2 separate regions of the Homo sapiens genome follow, and region 2 is linked to region 1. Evidence: chromatin loops called from intact Hi-C (ENCODE). Cell type or tissue: PC-3. All regions are shown on one strand. Each heading gives the region's core, and the rest is flanking DNA. Links, peaks and the distances in the headings are about the cores only.

Evidence for each region. Hi-C counts contacts between places; a loop is a spot of excess contacts. Peaks named below come from ENCODE experiments on the same cell type or tissue, not always from the same donor. Only the 100,000 strongest peaks of a DNase experiment are listed, where the experiment ranks them.
Region 2: a loop joins it to region 1, with 2.7 times the contacts of the local background. A loop is called at or near these places in 2 of 110 quality-filtered maps.

What each region holds. Positions count from the first base shown.
Region 1 is chr13:102,704,985-102,710,374 of GRCh38, reverse strand. No RefSeq gene overlaps it. Among named protein-coding and RNA genes, the nearest start is that of METTL21C, 13 kb to the right of the region's middle. In PC-3, for the core only: no CTCF peak of the experiment used is centred there; DNase peaks (open chromatin) are centred at 2,714 and 5,084; H3K4me3 peaks cover 265 bases.
Region 2 is chr13:102,649,909-102,655,298 of GRCh38, reverse strand. It overlaps TPP2 (tripeptidyl peptidase 2), which reads right to left. Exons shown (of 30, transcript NM_001330588.2): 24 at 3,902-3,940. Among named protein-coding and RNA genes, the nearest start is that of METTL21C, 42 kb to the left of the region's middle. In PC-3, for the core only: no CTCF peak of the experiment used is centred there; no DNase peak of the experiment used is centred there.

The DNA of each region.
Region 1 (5,390 bases), core at 300-5,299:
AAAAATAGGGCAAGTTGCATCAAGGGCAGTCTTGGCCAGACCTGCAAGAACAGCCATGCATTCTGCCTTCTGAGCAGACAGCTCACATCTGTTTTTGGATCTGTGTAGTCACAGCAGCTCAGGGGACACCACTGGGGTTCAGCTTGGAAAAACCATCAGTGACCCAGGCCCATGCATTTAGGGGAACCTCTGTAAAGTGAGGGCCCCATGGAGCCACAGCTTCGCCTCAGGTGGTGAATAGGAGATAAAATTTCCCTCAGAGGGCTTGTGCCCACTGTTTTGTGTACAGCCGAGATGCTGCTGGGGCCAGGCTGTCCAAATTCCATTTTCCAGCCTAGGCTTGTTGGACCCTTCTCACCATGTTAGCGATTGAGTCTGAGTTTAAACAGACCAGAGAGTCACAAGGCCTTTATAGGTCAGGTGTGCAGTTTCAATTAGAGGACAAGACCAAGCTGATAGCTGATTTTCAGAAGGAGTATGCCTGGTAGTCACAACAGGGAAGTGACAAGTTCAACACTTCTGGGCATGTGTTTGGGTGGAGGGTGTCTCCCATTGCCAGGGACCCCATTTGGCATAATCATTGGTCACCATGACCTGAAGCTCAAAGGAACCAGGAGTGTGTGAATCTCCAAGGGTGCTAGCATGTCTCTACATGTGGCTTTTCCCAATCAGAATCATCCCCTCTGGCACTTGCAGGACAGAGAGTACAGGCATATCAGTTCCTATCATACCTCTAGATGTAGAAGAAGCTACAGCAGCTATACTGATTAATTTTATACCTTACAAGAAAAATATAAATTTTATATTCCTATTGAAAGGACCCTTTGTATCTATTTCTGCTTGGGTCCAATCAGGAGAAAGAAACCAGACAGTAATTTAAACAGGGAAAGTTGAATATAAAAGAATTAGGTATAACAAGGGATTGGAATAATGAGGCATTGACTAGTAAAACAAGAACCCTAAAAAGTGTGGAAATAACAAATATAAGCAGCAGCCTCTATGCTTAAGTCTGAGATAGAAGTTGCCTGTCCCCTCAAAAGGGCTGAGATCCAGAGCCTATTGAGAGGATGTGGCCATGGCTCACTGGATTGTGGAGAAGTCCCTGTGGTGCTGTGCTAGTCACATTAGTCAGAAATCTGCCCCAGACGGTTCTGGGAAAGCTGCTTGTAGGGAAGGGCTGAGCTACGAAACTACTCAAGGATGCTGGTAGGGAGGTGAGTTGCTGCTGCTGGGTGCTGCTGGCTGCCATGCCTTGCAGAGGCTGAGAACTAGAGAGGTTATGAGCTCTGCAGGAGCTGGGTCCTGGGGAAACCATGTGCTCTAAAGGAGCTGGACACTGGGGAAGCTGCCAGTCTGCAGGAGCACACCTGAACCAAGGGGCAAAACCCTCTCCTTCTGTCTAGTCTACTGACAAAGTTTAGCATTGTTCCAGCTGGCAAAGTATTGAAAGGGCCCACATCTGTTTGCATAGAGCAGGCAAAAAAGGGTGAATTTGGAGCTGAAAGGTGGTAAGTGCATGACTGACACAGTGTATCTGTTGGAAGGGACCTCTACTTGTATCTATATCTTTAAAAAATAACTGGAAGCAAATAGGAGAAAATATTAAGTTAAAATTCTATGTGGTGGGAATTTTGGTATTTATTATATTAGTTTTATAACTTTCTATATGTTTTAAATTTAGCGAAGAAAAATCTTGGTGAGAAAAAGTGATCGGTATATAGCAGTTCAATCTTTTCTAAAGGAGTGAGTATAAGAGTATTAAGCATCTCTCTACTTAAAAAGAAACTGATCTGCATGAATTTTTAAAACTTGTGTGACCTAAATTCTGTTGAAGAAATAAAAAGAAGTTGTTCCCAGTGTTCATTCGTACATTCATTCATTCTTTAAACATTTAATGAGCATTTTTTCCATGCCAGTAACCAGACCAGGTACAAGGTCTCAACCCTCATGTTCCTTACAGTCCAGTGGGTAGGAGGCAGAGGCAGATTCTCAGATAATTAAAGTGGACCTGATGCAGGTGATGCCTAGTTGTGAGGCAGGAAATAGTAAGAATTATCTAGGTAAAGAGAGGCAGGAAATATTTTCCAGAGAACAAAATAAATGTCTGGGAAGGAAAACGTCTAGCCCAGCTTGTCACTTATAAAATAATTAAACCAAGAGAATGGAAAATGTTATACTCTAAATAAGGAATGTCTGTAGAGATGAGCTCTATTTTAAATAAAATGATTAGTAAGTTTGATGGAGTCAAAGTTTTTATAAATGATCTATGAACCTACAGCTCCTATTTTGCCAGGAAAGCTAAAAAAAGAGGTTCTATTTGGGCCTCAGTCCGTTTCCTGGCTATCTTCTAATGTTGATGGTTTTAAGTGGTTGGGATAACTTGGCATGCATTTCAGACTAGAATCAACACATTCTGGGACAGGTGACATAGACAGCTTTCATGAGATGAGCCTTTTATCACATTCATCTTCTCTAAAGTGAGAGGAGTGTGACATTTCCTTGCTCTCTTCTATTCATCCTGGGCTTCTTAAAGAGATACTGCAAGATAAACTTGAGGTTTTCTATGCACGTGTAACTGAGTATTTCTGATTTTATTGTCTCTGTATTAAGGCATGCTGCAATTCTTTCTTTTGGGAGAAATCCCTGTGTTATTATTCCAGTATCTAGAGTGATTCATATGTCTGGAATGACAAGACGATCCCATATTGAAGCCACTGATAATGCCATCGTTATTGCTGTGCTGGGAAGAGATCCAAGACTAGTAACTAAATCAGCTGATCTTCAATGTGTGTAAAGCACTTAAGCTACCCTGCAATTCAGGGTTTCCACTTGCACAGACTTGACGATTGAATTCTGATTTCCACTCAGGGTTTTCTATTAACATTGTGAGAAAGGATTAGTAAAATATTGACTTATGGAATTTTGTTCTGGGAGAACTAAAACAGAAGCTAACCTGTTATTGCAAATAAAGTCTCTTAACTAAAACGTTGAATCTTGAATATCGTTGCTATTTACTTTTATTATGTGTGCAGTTATTTAAAAGACGTCTTTAGAGTAGTTTTAGGCTCACAGCAAAATTAAGCAGAAAACACAGAGAATTCCCATACACCCCATATGCCACTCATCTCTCCCCAGCCTCCCCCTCTATCAGTATCTCACACCAGAGCGGTACATTTGTCACAATTGATCAACCTACATGGACACTTATCACCCAAAGTCTATAGTTTACATTAGGGTTCACTCTTAATGCACATTAAGACAAATGTATGACATGTACTCACCATTATCCTCTCATATGGAGTAGTTACACCACCCTCAAAGTCCTCTGGGCTCTACCTATTCATCCCCCTCAACCCCACCTCCTGGAAACCACTGATCCTTTTACTGTCTCCATTGTTTTGCACTCCCCAGAGTGCCATATAGTTGGAATCATACAGCATGCAGCCTTTCCAGACTAGCTTTTTTCACTTAGTAATATGTATTTAAGATTCCTCCATGTCTCTCCATGGCTTGGTCATTTCTTTTTAGTGCTGAATAATAATCCATTGCCTGGATGTTCTACAGTTTACTTATCCATTCACCTATTGAAAGACATCAGGGTTTCTTCGAAGTTTTGGCAATTACAAATAAAGTTGCTTTGGAACCAACCCAAATGCCCATCAGTGATAGACTGGATAAAGAAAATGTGGCACGTATACACCATAGAATACTATGCAGCCATAAAAGGAATGAGATGAGATCATGTTCTTTTCAGGGAACATGGATGAAGCTGGAAACCATCATTCTAAGCAAACTAACACAGGAACAGAAAACCAAACACTGCCTGTTCTCACTCATAAGTGGGAGCTGAACAATGAGGACACATGGACACGGGGAGGCAAACAATACACACCAGGGCCTGTCAGGGGTGGGGGACTAGGGAGACCAGGACAAATACCTAATGCATGTGGGGTTTAAAACCTAGATGACTGGTTGATGGGTGCAGCAAACCACCATGGCACATATATATCTAGGTAACAAACATGCACATTCTGCACATGTATCCTGGAACTTAAAGTAAAATAAAAAAAATTTTAAAATAAAGTTACTATAAATATCCATGTGCAGGGTTTTTGTGGACATAAACTTAGGGTTCCATAAGTTTTCAGCTCATTTAGGTAAGTATCAAAAACCTTGTTTGCTGGATTGTATAATAAGAGTACGTTTATTTAGTTTGGTAAGAAACCACTGAGCTGGGTCGGGCGCAGTGGCTCTCGCCTGTAATCCCAGCACTTTGGGAGGCCGAGGAGGGTGGATCACAAGGTCAGGAGATTGAGACCATCCTGGCCAACATGGTGAAACCCCGTCTCTACTAAAAACACCAAAAATTAGCCAGGTGTGGTGGTGGGCACCTGTAATCCCAGCTACTCAGGAGGCTGAGACAGGAGAATCGCTTGAACCCGGGAGGTGGAGGTTGCAGTGAGTTGAGATCACACCATTGCACTCCAGCCTGGGCAACAAGAGCAAAACTCTGTCTCAAAAAAAAAAAAAAAGAAGAAATCGCCAAACTGTCTTCCAAAGTTGCTATAACCATTTTTGCATTCTCACCAGCAATGAAAGAGACTTCCTATTGCTTTGTATCCTCACCAGCATTTGGTATTGTCAGTGTTCTGGCTTTTGGCCATTCTAATAGGTATATAGTGGTGTCTTGTTTTAATTTGCATTTTCCTGATGACATATGATGTTGAGCATCTTTTCATCTGCTTATTTGCCATCTGTGTATCTTGTTTGGGGAGGTTTCTGTTCAGATCTTTTGTCCATTTTTGATTGAGTTATTCATTTGCTTATCGTTGGGTTTTAAGAGGTTTTTTTTGCATATTTTGGATAAAAATCCTTTATCAGATATGTCTTTTGCAAATATATTCTCCCAGTCTGTGATGTGTCTTATTCTCTTGGTGGTGTCTTTTGCAGAGCAGAAGTTTAAGCTTTAATGAAGTCCAGGATATCAATGTTTTCTTTCATGGCTGGTTTGTTTTTATTTGACTCATTGTTTTCCTTCTCACTGCCCTTGATGACTAATAGGGACCTCTCCTCCACTTTCTGTGCCCCAGTATTCATTATGCCATTTCTATGGATCCTACACAATTGCCATGGGCATCAAATGAGATGGTGTTTATAGATGGGGTTTTTAAACTGAAAAGCAGCAGTACACCTATCAGGTGACATTACTAGTCTATTGACAGTACACACACACACACACACACACACACACACACACCACATGCACATATATATCCACATGCTTTTATTTCTTTCTTCTTTGGCCAGTGGATTGTATTCATTATACCAATTAAAAAGAGACCATCATTCTTTTTTTTAAAAAAAAAGGAAAAATGTAATAAAGAGACCAA
Region 2 (5,390 bases), core at 80-5,079, 55 kb after region 1:
CCTCCCGCAAATAGGATTTTTAGGAGCATATACGACACAAATATTCCCATTTTAAATATTTTCACCAACACAATTTCGGGGTATAAAATGATGTAACAGTAAACAACAGGAACTATGGTTGTAGTTCTAATAGTATTCCAACACAAAATAATAATCCTATCTCCACACTGACTCATTTAAAGCACAGAAAACCACTTTGATGTCAGATAACCATATAAATCCATTTGTAGCCACTGGCTGTCATTCTCCCTCTGAGGTCAGGGGGCCAGAACCTGTAAACAAAGGCCTCACGTGAAACATGAGACTGGGAAAAGGAAACAGGTCTATTGCTTGGGCTAGCTCTTTCAGGACCCAGCTGCCTGTCCTGCTCCTCTCCTTCTTGAGGTTCACTCTCTGGGTAGGCACTGCCCTGAGCAAAGCCAAGGTAAGCGCAAAATCTGAGCTGATCTTCTACCACCAAGTTCTTATGGAAACAGACTGCATCAGTGTCATCTGTACAGCAAAGACAACACATCTAGGAATTAAAGGGGCTAAGTGGCCTCCAATATTTACTTTCTGTTAATATAGCTCCATTCTCCATGGAATTGAGCTTCTCTGCCACCCAGTGTGCTAGAAGAGTGGTCTCCAGTCTTTCTCCCTGAGCTTCCCACACCTCCTCACCGTATCAGGGAGAGAGGTATGCTGCTCTTAGGCAGGCAGCCTATGTGTTGTGAGGCACTTCCTCCTCAGACTCAGAGGTATTTGCTATTGTTTTAGTACAGAAGAGAAAAGAGAATTGAATTTAAAATGAACAATCTATTAAAATTAATTTAGGATTTACAATTAATTCTAACAAAGACCTATCAAAAGTGGGAAAAAAGATATCCTAGTAACCTTAGACTATCATTAAAAGCAAAAAAAGAGACAAAGAAAGTTTATGATGAATTATCTTAGTGAAACAAAAATCAAGGTTTTGTAATCAGCATTTTACATGTTAAATATATCAAATTAACAATTATAAATGTTAGTGTAATCCTACAAGATGTTTCAGGACAGGGAATTTTTTATTAGTAAAAATTATAAACCTGGTAGTTTTAATTTCTAATCAAAAGAAAAATGGCGCTATTTTCACTTGCTGTATCACAATAATTTCTTCTTTGTGCCAATAAATATTAATATTTTTATGACAATTCTCAAGGGGTTAACATAGTACCAATTTAATAGAAATAATTTTGTACCTTTATTCTTGAGAAATCTTGATTATGGTTTAAAAAGACAGTCAAGAAGAATCTTCAGAGCAGAAATGCTATGAAGATTTCTCTACAGTATATATTTAATGTTAAGTTTAGAAAAAAGGCATTCCAGCTATTCATGAAGTATTTCAACAGTGTTCAAACTGAACAGTGTTATTCAGAAAGTCAAACTCACCTGCCAAACCAATAACTACTCTTTGGGCAACACAACGCACTATAAGTTAAATTGTGGTTCAAAATGGCAATTTCTTTAGTTCTTAAAATTGTTAGTAACTGAATACTCAAAAATTTAAAAGCTTCACATAAACTATTTTTAAAATTTATATCATATTTGAATGCTATTTATGATCTGTTAAAAGTGACAATATTCAGGCTGGGTGCAGTGGCTCATGTCTGTAATTTCAGCATTTTGGGAGGCTGAGCCAGGAGGATCGTCCGAGGCCGGGAGTTTTAGACCACCTTGGGCAACATACGTAGTAAGACCTCTCTCTATAAAAAGTAAAAATTAGCCAGGCATAGTGGCACACGCCTGTAGTCCCAGCCACTCTAGGGAGGCTGAGGTGGGAGGATCACTTGAGCCCAGGAGCTGGAGGCAACAGTGAGCTACGATCATGCCACTGTACTCTAGCCTGGAGTGTAGAGTGAGACTGTCTCTTAAAAAAACATACAAACAAACAGAAAATATATTATTGCATTTTACAAGGAATTTTAAAAAGGGTGACATACCGTTTCAAATCAAGTCACTGAAACCCAGAGGAAAAAATCTATTAAGAATTATATACAAAATGCTATTTATCTTAATCAACCGGAAATTATACATGTATTTTTTTCTTTGTAATGTGACTATAAAACTGTAATACTAATTATTTCTAAAATAAGAGCTTTATTGTGTACTTGCATTGAAGACAGAAAGGAACGAGCAGAGATAACTCTAGCTGCCAAGTTCTTCAAATGAAGCTTTACTAATCACCAAGTAAATGCCTTCCTATTCATTCAGTGTTTTCCTAACTATACAACCTAATTCAAACAAAATCTACCCAAACTTGCAAAAGGTCAACAAAAATAAGAAGAAAAATAATTGGCTATGGCCTTCGTGATAAGTGCCTTCTATTTTTAATAGATTCCTAGAATACCTATTCCTTGTTCTCTAAAGCAGTAACTTGCAAACTATTTTTACAATGTCCCAAAGATATACACATTAATACATAAAATGAAATTACAATTTTATGAGTCTGATGAACTGACATTTCCTATTTTAAAAAAATGCTGTTTTTATCCCATTACGTGGCCCCCAAACGGTCAAGACACCCAGTTGAGAAATACTGATCTTTAGATCTTTCTCCAGAAAGATGATTCCTAGTATCTGTATTTTGTTTGGACAAATTATTTACTATTATGTAATAATATGGACATTTCAGAAGACATTTTAATAAAGGATAAGCTGTTATAGAATGGTGATTCCCCAGTTCCATATCACTACTAATTAACAAGTATACATTAGGACATTACTGATTTTCCCACTGTAATTCTTTCTGTTTAAAAAGAAATCATGAAAATGTTGAATGACGTAGCACGTCTTCACCAGAAAGCTTATTAAATATGTGGTCCCTTTTATATATATATATATATATATATATATATATATATATATATATATATATATATATATGTATGTATGTTTTGTTTTGAGACAGGGTCTCACTCTGTCACCCAGACTGGAGTGCAGTGGTGTGATCTCAGCTTACTGCAGCCTCCACCTCCCAGGCTCAAGCGATCTTTCCACCTCAGCCTCCAATAGAGTAGCTGGGACTATAAGTGTGTGCTACCACGCCTGGCTAATTTTTGCATTTTTTTGTAGAGACAGGGTTTCACCATGCTGCCCAGGCTGGTTTCAAACCGCTGAGCTCAAGGGATCTGCCCAACTTGCCCTCCCAAAGTGCCGGGATTACAGGCATGAGTCACTGCGCCTGGCCCTAAAATATATTTATAGCAGACATTTTCTTTTCTGAGTTAAATCTGGCCCCAGCAGTAAATCAAAGATTGCTTAATATGCTGCAGAGAGGCTGATCAGACCACTTAGTAGCGATGGGCTTAAAATCTGTGTTCTTAGCATAAGCTTTAATTGTCAGTGAACAGTCCTTATTTCTGTTCCTGCTACATCCATTGATCTTTATTGTTTCTCTTCTTTCAGAACCAGAATGGATACAAGAGCAGGGAATAAAGTTCGCTTTAAAAAGCTGCAACATTTTATTAATCAAATCACCCAATTTAAAAGTGCTTTTAGACTTTAAAAATAAGTGCTTTAGCTTATATGGCTAAAAAAAAAAAATTATCACATCCATCTCTCTATAAAATTGTAAATATGAAAAATTTCAAATATTGCTACTTGTTATCATATCTGTAGCAAGAAATGAATAGCATTAAAATTTTTGTATACACAGAGAAAATGAGTCATCCAGGAATTTATGGTGGGGAAAAAAAAAAAAACCTTTAGAAAAGCAGTATGTCAACAATGCTTCTAAGTACAGCTAAGAGCACTATACTTTAGAATGCAAAGAAAGGAAACTAAGGGAGACTTATTAAAAAAAAGGTTTATAATAGTGACAGAAAAAAGTTTAATATGCAAATAAGGCTTTAAGACATCTTTTTTAAGAACTGACAATCAGTACCTTTTTAAATTTTCCTTGTCGTTTTGCTGCAGACTGCCCCTGGGAGTTAGAACGACATTCTGTAAGAAAACATGCATAATCTACACAGGATGGAGACAGAACCTCTGTCTAATTGTCTTTCAGTTTATGTTCCACCTGTGTTACACCACTTAGAAGGCTCAGGTCTGTGATTAAGATGGCATGCTTTTAAAGAAAGCAACATTGCCACTTTCATTCCTTACATAAGAAAAAGTACTCAAATATGTTATTACTAAGAGTACATGTCAACTTCTTATTGAAAAATTTAGTAGATCAAAATCTATTGCTTATAAAAGCATTTCTTAAAATAGTAAATTTAGTTGATGGTCTAGTCTGATTAAAGGGTACCACAACAACCCCATTGCCTATGCATTCTTATAAAAAGCAACAAAGTTACTGTGAAAGTCAAAGTGAAGTGAAAGTTACCTTCCCAACTACCAAAAAACAAGAAAACGCTAAACCACTGAGAAAAGATTACATAAACAATGTGATGGAAGTTATAATGAACTCAACAGCTTTAAGTTACTGCTTTCTCCCAGGAAGGTCTCCCTTGATAAATAGCTACCATAGTTAACACCACATATTTATAATTTAATTTCACAATTGTCTCCTAAAACAATGTAACTGGGAAGTAGTAACTATTTCTGAATTGCTAAAAGCCCACTTTTACTAATAATGCTTTTCTGTTATACTCTTCACAAGTAAGCAGACTCTTCAAAGTGTCATCTGTCATCTGAACGAAAATTCACAGCTGACGCCCAATAGCTGGAGCAGCTATGCTTCCTGTGAAATGAAATCTACAAAAAAAACTACCAGGGTTTCTTAAATCAGTGCATGTATTAATTACAAACCATTAACTATTGATTTACTTCAAATTATACTAAAGTACGTATGTATAAACAGTATAAACTGAAATGAGACCCAAGAAATGTCAGGGTAGGCAACTTTCTAAGCACAAGTTTCCCCAATTATGCTTCAATGACAGTAAATAAATGGCTTTTGGTTCAATAGTGGCAAAAAATAAATATAATTCTTAAGATGTATGAGAACTACTCATTTTGATAACAGCATTTATGTAGCAGGCTTACTTAGCTCTGTAAGAAGTAATAGTACAGAGAAATGCAAAACTGTTAAGAATGACAACTTTTACTGGCATTGAGCTAAAATGATTATTATGACAAAAGGTGATAGATCTATATAAACATCATTCTCATAATAAATTTGTAATGAAAACATAGAAGGAAAAAACAAAAACAGGTAGGTACTTATAAAACTGTAACATATATGTCTAAAGTACAACAACCAGAAACATATTTCTAAAAAAAGCATCATTTTGAAATTAAAAGGCAATACCAAAAGAAACATCTCATATTTTCCTACTTAACCATGTGAAATTCCAATGAGATAGGTCTGTAGAAGTGTGAAGAAACATGTTTTAGGGTAATTGTTCTGACTACTTTTTAAAAGCACC